Regions from separate parts of the Mus musculus genome. Here region 1 is linked to region 2. Evidence: chromatin loops called from intact Hi-C (ENCODE). Cell type or tissue: left cerebral cortex. All regions are shown on one strand.

The links. Peaks named below come from ENCODE experiments on the same cell type or tissue, not always from the same donor. Only the 100,000 strongest peaks of a DNase experiment are listed, where the experiment ranks them.
Region 1: it touches region 2 in a loop (2.1-fold over the local background); 1 of 42 quality-filtered maps calls a loop at or near these places.

The regions. Positions count from the first base shown.
Region 1 is chr6:128,478,865-128,481,364 of GRCm38, forward strand. The region is part of intron 2 of Gm10069 (predicted gene 10069); the gene reads left to right. Among named protein-coding and RNA genes, the nearest start is that of Gm10069, 41 kb to the left of the region's middle. In left cerebral cortex, a CTCF peak has its summit at 1,089 (motif pointing left); a DNase peak (open chromatin) is centred at 1,079; H3K4me3 peaks cover 254 bases.
Region 2 is chr6:128,629,259-128,631,758 of GRCm38, forward strand. No RefSeq gene overlaps it. Among named protein-coding and RNA genes, the nearest start is that of Klrb1a, 7.6 kb to the left of the region's middle. In left cerebral cortex, a CTCF peak has its summit at 943 (motif pointing left); DNase peaks (open chromatin) are centred at 933 and 1,330; H3K27ac peaks cover 242 bases.

The sequences.
Region 1 (2,500 bases), 150 kb before region 2:
GGTCTTCACCCAGCTGAAGCAGAGGGTGGCTGAGTAGTGATTTCTGGGGTGGGGAAGGGGGAAGTCTTTCTTCAAGTCATGTCTGAGAATCTCTCCTTGACTTTGGGTCGCCACTGTCCTGTCTCAGGTGAGAGGCAGAGTCTTCAGTGACTGTCCCTTCCTTTGCACACCATCAGTGTACCAAGCCCCCTGCCCCCCCCCACCCCCCCCAGCCCATGCATGTAACTGAAGCAGCCACATACTAACGTGATTCTCACCCATTTTTGCCCGGAGTGTAGGTTAGAGGGTTTAAAGCAGGGCAGAGGAGGGACTGGGTACTGAAAAAGACGTCTTGTTTAATGCTACAGAGCTCGTTCACTGGAGGTTTTATTTGAAGCTGTAGCCTGCATCCATGGTACCTCAGCACAGACAATACTTCACCGGGTCCTGAGGACTTGGGTTACTGCTTTTTAATTCTAGCAAAGACATTTTAAACAAACGCATGAATACAGAGAGAAGATCCCGGGGAATGCCCCAGCACCCTACGTACCGCTACAGCTATCAAATTGAAACCTCCCTCTTCATCCTTAAGCGTCATTCACACTTTTTTTTTTTTTGTTTGTTTGTTTTTGTTTTTCGAGACAGGGTTTCTCTGTATAGCCCTGGCTGTCCTGGAACTCACTTTGTAGACCAGGCAGTCCTCGAACTCAGAAATCCTCCTGCCTCTGCCTCCCCCTCTTCCTCCCTCCCTCTCTCCCACTGTGCTGGGATTAAAGGCGTGTGCCACCACGCCCGGCTTTCATTCACATTTTTTGCAACGAATTCCAGAGAGTAGGTCTTCCTCCTGCCCCTGACCCCCCTCTTCCTCCCTCCCTCTCTCCCACTACCAGCTTCCTTAAGGAGAAAGTGAGATAATCTAGACATTCGGTGAAATGAAGATCAGCTCCGGGCTGAGAAGTCAGGGAAGGAGGAAGGAACTGGTCTATTATAAATTTGTCAGGGCTCTGTGTTTCCGATATGAATTGAATCTCCTGCAAAGACTCTGTGCTGAGGACAGCCGTCTCCCTCTAGCTCCCCCTTGCGGCTGATTTCCTCTAGGTCGAGGGGGAGGGAGTCAGGGATAGGAAAACAGAATGGCTCTTGCCCCCCCTGCTGGCTGCCCGCGTGGATGACAGGAAAGGCCCACAGCAGGGGTGCACCTGGGAGGACGTTTCTTGGTTTGCGGTTCCTTCAGGAACCACCCCTCCCCAGCCCCTCCCCCCCAGCAGACAGGCAAACGATGGGACACGGTGTGAGGAAGGGTCTCCTCAAAGTTTTAGCCCCCGTCTTATCTACAGGTCTGCAGGGCTCCAGGGATGGCAAGGCTTACAGCGGGCCACAGCGGGCCGCAGCGGGCCAATGCCCACGAGGGCTAGCACTGCACGGTGCCAGGAGGAGCAGACTCCTGCTGTGTGTTTCTGGCATCCTGCATGACAGACACCAGTGAACCCATCATCCCTTTAAATGGAAACTCAATGGCAGAGGCTAGTTGTCCTAGCAACTGCAGGACAGAAGAGCCTTTGTCGGGGCTGGAGAGATGGCTCAGCAGTTAAGGGCACTGACTGCTCTTTCAAAGGTCCTGAGTTCAATTCCCAGCAACCACATGGTGGCTCACAACCATCTGTAATGAGATCCGATGCCCTCTTCTACAGTGTACTCATATAAATAAAATGAATCTTTAAAAAAAAAAAAGAGCAAAAAAGAAGAGCCTTTGTCACTGGCTGTGGCAACACATGCTGGTGACCATGTCCTCTTCTTCCCCCCCACCTCCCACTCTCCTTTAGACATGCAGGCCCCTAGTAGCTGTTGAACTATTGGGTTTGTCTTTATTAGAGAGACTGTCTCTGATTTATCAGACTTCACAGCAGAGAAGAGAGATCTGCGGAAGGAGGCAGCTGTGTAAATAGAGCCTGGATGAGACTGGCCTGGATCACCCTAGGCACTGTGGTCTCCCAAGTGGGATCTCAAAGATGGCATAGTCAAATATGGCACCATGGTGGGGACGTACTCCCAGCCTTGTCGCAGAGCTGTCTGGGATTTGAAGGCAATAATTATCTTTATTTTCAGTACTTGCCTTCTTTATGTTGGCTCAGACAAGTACTGTAGGGCATTTGAACAGGTTTCCTCTGTGGTCCGCTCTCTGTAGGGGACTCCACTGAGTCAGCTTGTTTTCAGACACTGAACAGCACGGAAAAGTTGACATGTCAGTTTGTGAACACAGAGGATCTGGAATGAACTTTGCCGTGCCACACTCTGTACCCTCAGTTCGAGATGGGAGGTGACAGCTGATAACTGTTACGAAAAGGCATTCTTGAGGCCAGCATGTGCCTGGGACTCAGCTTGGCTTCTGAAGACCATGAAGTGTGGCAAGCCTGACACCGACATCCGAATCTCTTCCCAGACCACAATGGGATTCATTTCTTCCTAGCTCTCAGGTGTCCATGATTTGAAGGCAGTACTGCCCGTTACCCACTCCAAGATT
Region 2 (2,500 bases):
GTGTGGATGGATGGTTGTGCTGTTAGGAATGGAGTGACAGTAGAGAATGTACCTGAAACACAGGAAGTCCCAGACGGGTGACCAACGGTTCTAGGTTGTGAGTATACAACCAGATAAAAAATTATATAGACAAATGCATTTTATTTATATTTATGGTGAGCTCACATGAGGGGCAAATGCAAATAATTTCTGAAACCTCCTATCACCCCTTAGCTGTGAGAGTTACCCCTGTTTACACAGGAAGCAAGGGATTTCCTCAGCATGCATTTTCCCTTGACTTCTCAAGTTATTTTCTGTGAAGCTTTCCCGTATGAGTGTTAAACTTCTGTGCTGTGTGTTCTTCAGAAATACCAGGTGTATACATGTCAGATTTCATAGTTATTTAACTCTTACCCTTTCCGTTGCTTTATCGTGTCTGACAGGTAGCTTAATACCCTCTTACCTCCTTTAGTTCTCATTGTCTCTGCTAACTGTGCTCATTTATTTCTGTTTTCATGCTTCATTCCTTTCATTTAGGCTATTGCAGAAATCCTCTTACCAAAGTCAAAGCTGTCCATAATTTACCGACTATGATAAGATTGCCGAATGATATTATCTAATTTATCCTAAAATATTCCTTTGGATACAAATTCTTCATCAGTTTTCAGATTTGTTCCCTGCCCCCTGTCCAGCCCCACCCCTGCCTCCCCGCCTATTCTGGTGCAGTTTGTGGTAAAGGAAGGTCAGAGCCATGCCTATGCAAAGTCCACAGCAAGCTATTGTGATAATTAAGCTCTGAGTGTGGAAATGTCAGGGATCTGCTGGATGAAGGTTCTTTCCCTCCACCTGGATAGGCAAGAAGCTTTGCCATTTCCAGTCCTGGCAGCTTTTGCTTCCCTGCAATTATCCTCAGTGACTGCAGAAGAAGCAAGCCAAGGGACTATTTGGGAATCAGCAGCAATTGGCGCCCTCTAGTGTTCAGTCATTGGGCAGACCTCTACTACCAGTATCCTCAGCTCTCAATACAGACCCCATGGCTCCTGACCTTTCTGCCTTTGGCAGAAACCTGTGTTACAGCTCTCTCAGCCCCGGGTCTAAGACCCTTGTGCATGAAGACTTGGTAGCTCTCCAGGACTCTTTCTGGCAACAAGGACCCGAGATTTCTCTCCTCTCTCTCCTTACAGCCCTTTATGCTTTTTCAACCTCAGCTCTGCCCTCTTTGTCCTCTTTCCCATCTTCCTTCTCGCTCCTTCCCTGACTGTTCACAAACCAATCAACTGCTGCTTCTTCAGCTGTCCAGCAGCAGCTGCCTTGCTGTGTCCCCAGCACGACTGCCTACACTCAGCGGTCCCTGCCTCTGCTCTTCTGTGTCCTGTGCTGTGTCTCTGCTCTCGGCCCTCCCTGCTCCTACTTCCCTAGTGTTACCAGTTCAGCCCGAACCACTTAGAGAAGGCATGAAAAGACCTCTCTTCTGCTTCCGGGTGCCACACGTTCTCCACCATCACATCCTGCGTCTCCCTGAGCTCGGGAACAGCTTTAACAAGGGCTGAAAATTCTGAAGCTGGGCCAAAGACATTCCTCCTGCTTTAAGTTTTTCTCTCAGCTAACACACCCTGGAAAGAAGAAGAAAACGGAAGAGGAAGAGGAGGAGGAAGAGGAGGGAATATATTTCCAGATATCTGTAATATTCCTCTGAAGCATTCCAGCATGCAGAACAATGTTGTCACGACTCTAGTTAGCAGTGTGAACCTGGACGAGGAAGGAGCAGGACAAAAGTCTCATGTAATAGCCAACTTTACTTGGAGCATCAGACAGTGTATGTGTATTCTGAGGGTTGAGCAAGGTCTTATGAGCAAGGCTCACGTGAGTTGAAGCTACATACAATCACAGGGCAAGGTGTATTCACATGAGTTCCGGCTGTGTACAGCTTCGAGGACAGCCCATGCTTGGGAACATCATTTGAAGTGAGCTAACGGTAATCTGAAGTCAACCCACTCCTGTGTACTACACTTGGGAGCGGCACAAAAGCACGTTCCAAGAACAACGCTTTGCTTTGGAGGGCTGAGGTCCCAGGACGCTTGTCCTGTTCTCCTGGAGTCTTCTCATGAGCAATCTGGGTTCTCACCCATTGTCACTCATGGACTATGGACTGACAAACAGAGCGTTGATAGTCCAGAGTGTCTGATCAATAAACAAGGTTTTTAACCTTTCAGGCAACACAACCCGTGTGCCTCCAAACAGGAAGCAATCAGGAGAACTGGATGTTGTCCAAATAATTTATCTTTTGAGCCCAGAGCACTGGGAGGCCAGGGTCCTTCCCCAGCAGAGGGGCAGAGGGTCGTTGCTGTCTTGGGGGTCCACAGAGGTTATCAGGAAACAAGATGATATCAGGAGGGAAGGGGAGTGAGTCAGGAGATGTGCAAGGGAATCGCACAGCTCTGACTGACGAGCACCCAGCTGCTTCTTTATTCACACAGGTTCCACAGATCAAAGGCAGACAAATGATTACCCAAGTGCTACA